Regions from separate parts of the Homo sapiens genome. Here region 2 is linked to region 1. Evidence: chromatin contacts called from ENCODE Hi-C or POLR2A ChIA-PET data. All regions are on one chromosome and are shown on one strand. Each heading gives the region's core, a stretch centred on a gene start or an enhancer-like site at or near the end of the contact. The rest is flanking DNA. Distances are from core to core; before and after follow the strand shown. Region 1 holds the start of SET (SET nuclear proto-oncogene). Region 2 holds the start of MAN1B1 (mannosidase alpha class 1B member 1).

What was found. Hi-C counts contacts between places; a loop is a spot of excess contacts on that map. ChIA-PET counts read pairs that join two places held with the same protein, here RNA polymerase II (POLR2A). Pooled maps may share reads with other maps.
Region 2: a pooled map shows a loop between it and region 1 (7-fold over the local background). The contact joins the promoter of MAN1B1 here to the promoter of SET in region 1. A Hi-C loop is called at or near these places in 2 of 50 pooled maps. POLR2A ChIA-PET finds 5 or more read pairs at or near these places in 2 of 52 experiments (WTC11 and activated B cell).

The regions. Positions count from the first base shown.
Region 1 is chr9:128,685,769-128,690,471 of GRCh38, reverse strand. It overlaps SET (SET nuclear proto-oncogene), which reads right to left and starts at 1,250. Exons shown (of 8, transcript NM_003011.4): 1 at 817-1,250. The coding sequence starts at 889. RefSeq lists silencers at 381-500, 881-1,790 and enhancers at 2,077-2,953, 4,304-4,403, 4,444-4,533.
Region 2 is chr9:137,084,239-137,088,600 of GRCh38, reverse strand. It overlaps MAN1B1 (mannosidase alpha class 1B member 1), which reads right to left and starts at 1,616. Exons shown (of 13, transcript NM_016219.5): 1 at 1,383-1,616; 2 at 418-526. The coding sequence starts at 1,601. It overlaps MAN1B1-DT (MAN1B1 divergent transcript), which reads left to right and starts at 1,784. Exons shown (of 1, transcript NR_027447.1): 1 at 1,784-3,655. It overlaps UAP1L1 (UDP-N-acetylglucosamine pyrophosphorylase 1 like 1), which reads right to left. Exons shown (of 9, transcript NM_207309.3): 9 at 4,063-4,362. RefSeq lists silencers at 1,253-1,482, 2,033-2,262 and an enhancer at 1,463-1,692.

The DNA.
Region 1 (4,703 bases), core at 1-2,500:
AGGTGCCCTTTTGTCCTGTAAAGACTACAAACCCCCTACAAAGCTAAGTGGGTGTGAAAGGGCCAGATCGCGCGGTTCATTTCCGGTAACCATCCCGGATTGGCAGCCCCCCTGCCGAGAGCCTCCTAGGCAGAGGCCAGCTTTCTTAGCCATTTCCAAGACCCCCGATACACTGGTCGCGGCGCCAGGTTTCTCCGCACGCTGGCGCGACGGGGCGGCCGCCCCACGTGGGGAGTGCGCCCGGGCTGGCCAGAGCATCCTCCCGGCCGGCCAAGGCCCAGCGCGCGGCCGCCCGCGTGTTCCCCGCGCCCCCACCCCACCCGAGCTCCAGGCAGAAGCCCCGCCGGGGCCAGCCTCTGGGCGGGGGTGCCGGGGGCGCCGCCGCGGGCCGGGCGCGAAGCGGAACCGCGCGGGAGGTCGGGCGCGGGGCCGCGTCCGGCCGCACCATGTGGCGGCGGCGGCGGCTGATGGGAGCGAGGCATCATGGCGGAGCACAATAAAGAGAGGCTTCTCGGGAGGGAGGGAGGGGGAGGAGAGCGAGGGAGGGGGGAGAGGAAGGGGGGGTCTCCTCCGCCCGCGCCGAGCAGGCCGCAGCGCCCCCGCCTCGCAGCGCGGCCGCCGCGGCGCGGGCCACCCAGGCCCCCAGCCCAGCCGCGCACAAAAAAGGGCGCCGAGTCCGCGGGCCCCCGCCCGGCCGCGCCGCGCCCCCCCGCCCGGCGCCCCCCGCGCGCGCCCCGGGCCCCGCCGGCGGCCTGCGGGCCGGGGCGGGCGGCGAAGATGGCGGCGCGGGCCGGCCCCCGGGCTCGCTGCTCTCACCTGAGGTCTCGTCGGCCCCGTCGTGGTTGGAGTTGAGCTCCTTTTTACTGACTTTGGCCGCCGGCGCCGACATGGTGCTGCTCCGCGGTCGGGGGGGGAGCGGGGAGGGGGAGAGAAGGGAAGGCGAAGGGGGCGGGCAAGCGGCTTCCCCTCACGCCACACGCGCGGGCGCCCGCTCGGTCCGGCCGCCTCCTCCCGGCGCTCGCTCGCTCTCCCTCCCCCTCGCTCGCTCGCGCGCGCTACCCTCGCGGCCTGACGCCGAGGGACGGGCTGGGGCGGCGTGCCGGGCCCCGGCCCGGGCTCCTGTTCGCGGAGGGGAGGCGGAGGCGGCGGCGGCGGGCGGCTCGGCTCCCTCACTCGCGCTCGGCGATCCAGCCAGCTCGCTGCTCGCTCTCCCGAGCCGCCTCCTCCTCCACCTCCTCCTACGGCGAGGGGCGGGCGCAGGGCGCAGGCGCGCCAGGCCCCGCGCGGATGCTCCGCCTCCGGCCGGGGAGGCTCGCGCCGCGGCGCCATTGGCCTGGGCGGCGGGATGAGGGGGCGGAGTCGCGGCGCGGAGACACAGGGCCCGGCGAGAGGTGGGAGGAAGGCGCGCGGCGACGCACGGCCGCCCCCCGCGCCGCGTCCCCTCCCCCGCTCTCCCCTCTCCGGCCCGACCCAGGACACTGGCGCGCGGCAGGCCGGTGGGCGGGGCGTCGCACGGAGGCGCGGGTGCCCCCGGCCGGCGCGTCACGTGGTGAGCGAGCGGCTTCCCTGCTCCGCGGGGCACCGGGAGCGGGGCGCCCACCACCCCGAAAGTGCAGGCCCGGCCTCGTATGGGGGCCCCGAATTCCGCCCGGCCTCTCGGCGCCTTCCACTTCGTGGAGAAAGCAGGGGGCACCCCATTCTGGATGCCAGATGGGGAACTGCCGATCGGACTCAAACTCGGGCTCGTGTGCGAAGCCCCAGGCTGTGTAATCCGCGCGCAGGGCCATTCCTGGGTTTTAGTCCAAGCCCTGCCCAGCAAGCTTGTACCCTTGAGCAAGTCACCCTTCCTCTCTGAACCCGTTTCTGTTATGAAATGATAAAGGTTACGACACTGAAGCCACATTAAACTCGAAGTCCTGTGAAGGCAGGGAGGTACCACATTAGTCCGCGGTGCCCAGCGCCCGCAAGAATCATACTGAGCGTTAAGTGCCAGTTTCAGCAGCGCATGGCACGGTTATCTCACCGAGGCCTCACAACAGCCCCAAGCGATAGGCGGTGTTCTGTTCATAGAGATGAAAGGGGCCAACAAGTTCTACTTGAGAGGCAAAGTTCTGAACCACTAAGGAGGGCCAAAGCATTTTGTTTAAATAATACTTTTCAAGTAATGCGGATGCCCCACATTCTGTCCCTCCAGCACCCCAAGACATGAACCATAAAAAGCCAGAAAAACCCTGATTAGTAGCATTTGTTTGTTTGTTTTGAGACGGGAGTCTTGCTCTGTCCCCCAGGCTGGAGTGCAGTGGCGCAATCTTGGCTCACTGCAAGCTCTGCCTCTCGGGTTCAAGCAATTCTCCTGCCTCGGCCTCCCGAGTAGCTGGGGCTACAGGCACGTGCCACCATGCCCGGCTAATTTTTGTATTTTTAGTAGAGATGGAGTTTCACCACCTTGGCCAGGCTGGTCTACTGACCTGGGGTGATCCACTCACCTCGTCCTCCCAAAGTGCTGGGATTACAGGCGGGAGCCACTGCGCCCGGCCAGTACCATTTGTTGATTTTAGTGATACGCTGGCCAATTTCAAATCCTGGCCATGCAATAGCTCACTCCTGTTATCCCAACACTTTGGGAGGCCAAGGCAGGAGGATCGCTTGGGCCCAGGAATTCCAGGCTTCAATGAGCCCCAATGCAGCCACTGCACTGAAGCCTGAGTGACAGAGCAAGACCCTATCTCTAAAACAAAAACAAAAAAATACCTGAAATCTCTCTTTGGACATTTTTAACCAGAACTTGGGGTTGGAATTCTGCCTTCCAGAACTCACACTTTACCATTGGCTCTTTTTTTTTTTTTTTTTTTTTGGTGGGGGAGGGGACCAAGTCTCATTCTGTCTTCCAGGCTGGAGTGCAGTGGTGCCATCTCAGCTCACTGCAACCTCCGCCTCCCGGGTTCAAGTGATTCTCCTGCCTCAGCATCCTGAGTTGCTAGGATTACAGATGTGAGTCACCACGCCCTGCTAATTTTTGTATTTTTTGGTAGAGACAGGTTTTCACCATGTTGGCCAGACTGGTCTCAAACTCCTGACCTCAGGTGATCCACCTGCCTCTGCCTCCCAAAGTGCTGAGATTACAGGCATGAGCCACTGAGCTCGGCCCACTATCAGCTCTTAAAGCTCAAGCAGCATCTTTCATGTTCAAGACAGTGCACGGTGAGTGTCTTAGCCTCCCGAGTATCTGGGATTACAGGCGCCCACTACCATGCCAAGCTAATTTTTGTATTTTTTAGTAGAGACGGGGTTTCACCATGTTGGCCAGGCTGGTCTCGAACTCCCGACCTCAGGTGATCTGCCCACCTCGGCCTCCCAAAGTGCTGGGACTACAGGCATGAGCCACCCACTGTGCCTAGCATAAACTAAACTTTGTTGCAAGTGACAGAACCAAGATTCTAAACCAAGTAGCAATTGACAAAGCCCTTACCTTAAAACAGTTTTTCTATTTTTATTGTTGTTATTATTATGAGACAGGGTCTCTCTCTGTCGCCCAGAACCATGGCTCACTGCAGCCTTGACCTCCTGGGCTCTGGGGATTCTTACACCTCAGCCTTCTGAGTAGCTGGGACCACAGGCAAGCACCACTGCCACCTTGCCTGGCTAATTTTGTTTTTATCTTTTGTAGAGAGGAGGTATCACCATGTTGCCCAGGCTGGTCTCAAACTCCTGAGCTCAAACCATCCTTCAGCCTCAGCCTTCCAGAGCTCTGGGATTACAAGAGTTAGCCATCGCACCCTGCCTCAGTTTTTTTAATGTGACCAACAGTCAGAAGTACTTTTGACATCATGACCTAGCACACACAAACCAAAACTTACCCTTACCAAGGGTGATGTGATTCTAATTTCCTATTTAAAATGCAGGTCACACCCCACCAAATTGATTTCACGACCCGCTCCTGGGCTGAGTCTGTCTGAGAACACTATGCCAAGGGCTGGCTGCTTCCATCCTCAAAGCCTGACCCATAGGGTCACTCCTGACCCACAATGTCTCCTAAGTGCCTTATCTGCCTGTTTCCCAAGCACCTGCAGGGGTCCCAGGGAACCCTGTAATGCCTTCTGATGGGGGAGTGGGCTTTCAGGTTCCCTTTCTGGCCTCCCAACCCTCCCTGCCACCTCCCTGCCCCTCTTTTCCTGCCCTTCCCCACACAGTGCTTCTCAAGATAAATATGAGCACACTAGGAAGTTGAAGAGAAAGAGAAAGCAAAAGGGCCAGGGGTGTGAGTAAACACAGGCGAGCCGGGGGCACACTGAGAGGTTATTCACCCACTCTTAGGACTCTGCTCTCTCCCCGTCTCCAACACCAGAAGCTCTGCATTCTCTCTTCTTGGCCTCTCCCCTCACTCAGAATTCCTCCCTTGCCTCTCTCCTCTCCTCCTGGCCCCTCTGGTTGTTTTTTTTTTTGTTGTTGTTGTTGTTGTTCTTGTCGCCCAGGCTGGAGTGCAATGGCACGAACTCGGCTCATTGCAACCTCCGCCTCCGGAGTTCAAGCAATTCTCCTGCCTTAGCCCCCCAAGTAGCTGGGATTACAGGCATGCATCGTCACGCCTGGCTAACTGTCTTTGGTAGAGATGGGGTTTAGCCATGTTGGCCAGGCTGGTCTTGAACTTCTGACCTCAGGTGATCTGCCCACCTCGGCCTCCCAAAGTGCTGGGATTACAGGCG
Region 2 (4,362 bases), core at 367-2,866, 8.4 Mb before region 1:
AGGAGCCCTTTAGCTTTGCTCCAAAGAGAAGCATCTTAGACCAAGTGAGAAGAGATTCTCCACATCCTCACCAGAACTCTGCCTGGTCTTTTCCAAACACACGCTAATGAGTGCTACGAAATTTGTGTGGTTATTTAGGCTGAGTGTTCAAGCCCACCAGCTGACTTACTCTATAAGGGAGGCTGGACATATCAGTACTTACACCAGAGACCTAGAAAGTAGTCAGACAGCATCAAATTAACATCTGTGTTCTAGCCAGGTGGTTACATACAGCTCTACCTTTCTCTTTATCTTGATTTCTTGCCAATTCGTTGCCATATATGCCTCCTGGAGCTGTTTAAGGTAGAATGCAAGATTGCTTCTGCCCAATCAACCCTCAACACAGATATCGTTTTCAAGTACACGTGTTTCTGATACCTTTCCAATGGTCAGCCAAGTTGATGTAGAAGAGGAGTCCACAGAAAAGCAGAAAGGCAAGGAGGAAGAGAATCATATTCCGCTGCAATCTCGACAGTTGCTTCCATTTCTAAGGGAGGTACAGAGAATGACATTTCTTACTGAATATATCACACGGAACGTCTCAACTGTCACAAACTGTGAGGACAATAAGGAATTCTTCTGGAAGATCCAGTGTTCAGCTCTATTTCTTTTTTTTTTTGGAAACAGGGTCTCATTCTGTTACACCTAGGCTGGAGTGTAGTGGGTGGAACGCGGGATGAGCCACCGTGCCCGGCCAGCTCTATTTATTTTGAATGGGGAGAAGTTCCCTCTCAGCAGGGAGTAGGAACATTGCTGGGACAATACTACAGATGTCGTTAATACAGTGGTGCAGATGAGACGAGGATAAGAAAAAAGCAGAAACATTTCTGTCACATTTCATCAACAGTGGAGAAAGACTCCTGCGACTCCCACAGATGTAGCCCAGGCACCGCCCAGGCGATGCACAGTCCGCATGTGGTTATCAATGCCCTTCGGCCTGAGACCACCACGAACAGACCAGGAGCCAATCAAGAGGGGCTCATTTCTCACTGTACCGAGGGGAGCATACACCACGGGGAACCTCCGGTTTCCGCTCCAAGAGGGGCAGGCGCCTGGGCCAGGACCTTGCAGAAAAGCGAACGAAGCCCAGAAAACCTGCTGGGGCTCTGAGCCCTCTTCCCACCACCGCCCCGCAGAATTTGGGCCGCTGAGACCGCTGCAGGCGAGCCGCCCACGGCTGCCCCAACCAGGAACGCACATTTGCCCCTTTTTGCGGGGAAGGGGTGGAGAGGGCGGCGCCTGGGGAGTCGAGTCCGCCCGCCCAGGTCCCGCTCGGAGCCGCAGTCTGGGAGGGCGGCGGGCACGGCAGCCCCGGGCCCCAGTCAGCCCGGCGCGACCCTCACCCTCCAGCACGAGCGCCGCCGCCAACTCTTGCTGTTGTCATAGTTCTCGCCAAAGCTCAGCGTCACCGAGATGAAGTCCCGATGAGGCGGCGGCGGCGGCGGTGGGTACATGACTACAGTGGTGGCGACGGCCCAAGGGGCCCCGCCCACTGGCGGCGTCAGGAAGTCCGACTGAGAGGAACCGAGAGCTCCGCTTCTCCTGCCCTCGCAGGCAGCCATCGCAGCGCCGTCAACAGCCCGCCCATCACACGGATACGCGACTGCGCGTGCGCTGCGTCTCTATGCGGCCAGTGCGCCCGCGCCTGTCTCCGCTGCGCTCCAGCGTACGGGGCTGCGTCCTACGGCGACTGCGTCAGACAACTGCTGCGACTCCGCCCTGCCCTCAGGTTCATTGCGCATGCGTCCGGCAGCGCCTGCCCAGGTGTGCTACGAGCGTAGCTGTAGCAACGGGGCGGGCCTTGGTTCGCCTGGGGCGTGGTCGCTGTCTGGGGCTCCCACGTGGTTCGCCTCATGGGCCTGGAGCTGGGCTTCTCTCGCCTCCTGTCGTCTGGCTGCACCGACTTTGCCCACGCCCTCACGGGAGACGCAGACACTAGGGACCCGGGGAGGCGCCCGGGCGGGGCCGCCATGTTGGCAGAGAGTCCCAGCGTCCCGCGCCTCGGTTCCGGAACCCGCGGCGCGGGGATGGAGCTGGGCTGCCCTTGGGCGCCGTCCTGGGCTGGTGCCCACCCTGGCCGCGTGGTCACCGGCAAGAAGCCCAGGGCCTCACCCAGGCGTGGGGGCCGGGGGAAGGACCGGACCCTCCCGAAGTCGCGGACCAGGCCGGGCGGCACCCGGGCTGGGGTGGCTGCTACCCCGAGCTAAGCTGGCTGCGCCGCATCTCACGGTCCCCGGGGCCCGAGCGCTGCGCCTGGACCGGCGCCGAGCGAGGCGGCCAATCGGCCGGCTGGACCCACAGTCCCCGCGCCATAGGCGGGTCGGGGCTTTCAGACCCGGCTCCCAGCCCTCGAACTCGGTAACCTTGGAGGTCAGCTTGAGATGACTGCGCTTCCTGCACGCGTTGTCCTCCCCAGAAACGCCCAAAATGGCAAAGCGGCGTCCGTGGCCGCCCGAGGCCCTCCCTGCCTGGGTTCTCCCCAGCCGAACCTCACGCCCGGCCCCTCCTTCATTCTCTCCTGGCCAGGCTGCTCCTGCCCTTGGGCGAATCCGCTGCGTCCCACGGTCCTGACTGTGGCATTTCTGCGTGTCTGGAGAGCTCCCCCGGCAGCGACGTCCTGCTTAGCACGTGGCTCGTCTAACTCTGTTCCCCTGGCCTCCTGCTCTTCTAGGGGTCATCTTTAGGTTTCTGCTGGTCTCTGCCCCCTGTGACACTTGCTGGTACCCAAATGAAGTCGTTTATGTCACACTCTAACAAGAGGCCCTGAAGAAGCCCTCACAAAAACATTAGCAACGGAGCGCCTGCGGCAAACCCTTCTAACCTTTGGTCTTTATGGTTTCAAAGCAGTTTATGGGAACTTCTCTTTTTTAAAAGATTCCCCTTGGGGCCAGGCGCGGTGGCTTCTGTAATCCCAGGACTTTGGGAGGCCGAGGCAGGTGGATCACTTGAGGTCAGGAGTTCAAGACTAGCCTGGCCAACATGGTGAGACACCCGTCTCTACAAAAAACACAAAAAAATTAGCAGGGCATGGTTGGTGGCAGGCACCTGTAGTCCCAGCTACACGGGAGGCTTAGGCAGGAGAATTCCTTGAACCCAGGAGGTGGAGGTTGCAGTGAGCCGAGATGGCACCACTGCACTCCAGCCTGGGCAACAGAGCAAGACTCTGTCTCAAAAAAAAAAAAAAAAAAAAAAAAGAAATTTCCCGTGGGCGGGGCACAGTGACTCATGCCTGTAGTAATCCCAGCACTTTTGGAGGCCAAGGTGGGCAGATCCCCTGAGCTCAGGAGTCCAACCTGGGCAACATGGTGAAACCCCTGTCTCTACAAAAAATAAAAAAATGAGTCCAGTGTGGTGGTGTGCACCTGTGGTCCCAGCTACTCTGGAGGCTGAGGTGGGAAGACCACCTAAGCCCCAGGAGGTCGAGGCTGCAGTGAGCCATGATTGCACCACTGCACTCCAGCCTGGGCAACAGAGTGAGATCCAGTCTCAAAAAAAAAAAATTCCCCCTTTCCTCAATCCCCACCCCACCCCCCCACCACATGCCTGTGACCCACTGAGGCTTGCATACTCTGCATTGCAATTATGTGTTATTCTTGATTAAATTCATTTATTCTGGAGAGCCTGAGTTTCTCTTTAGGTTGACACCACTCACTCTTGTCAGTCCCTGGAGTACCCCAAGCATCCTCACGTGGTTAGCAGGGAAACCTTGGCATCTCAAGGATGCAGGTGCAGGAGAGCGAGTCTCCAGGCTGTCAGAGCTGAGCATGCAGAAGCCTGCCCTGGAGAGCGCCCCGAGGTTCCTGACCGCAGGTTGTCTCAGGCCCTCCTGAGACCCTGGTGAAGAGTGGGATGGGACCGCGGGGGGATTCCTTGGCACCCCAAGTAGTCTTGGCCTTCATGTGTGAACTCCTGTCCCTAAGGGGGCCCCCAGTGAGCTCCAGCCCTGGGACACAGCTGTGAACACCTGATCCTTGTTCCCAACACCCGTGCACTGCCCAAAAACTGCACTTGCCAGAGTAGCAGTCAATTACGGCACCTTGTGTTTATTGGAAATATTCCACCTACAGAACATTAAGATGCCAGCAACCGGCCCGGCGCGGTGGCTCACACCTATAATCCCAGCACTTTGGGAGGCCGAGGTGGGTGGATCACGAGGTCAGGAGATCGAGACCATCCTGGCTAACACGGTCAAACCCCATCTCTACTAAAAATACAAAGAATTAGCCAGGCGTGGTAGTGGGTGCCTGTAGTCCCAGCTACTAGGGAGGCTGAGGCTGGCCTGGAGGTTGCAGTGAGCCAAGGTCACGCCACTTCACTCCAGCC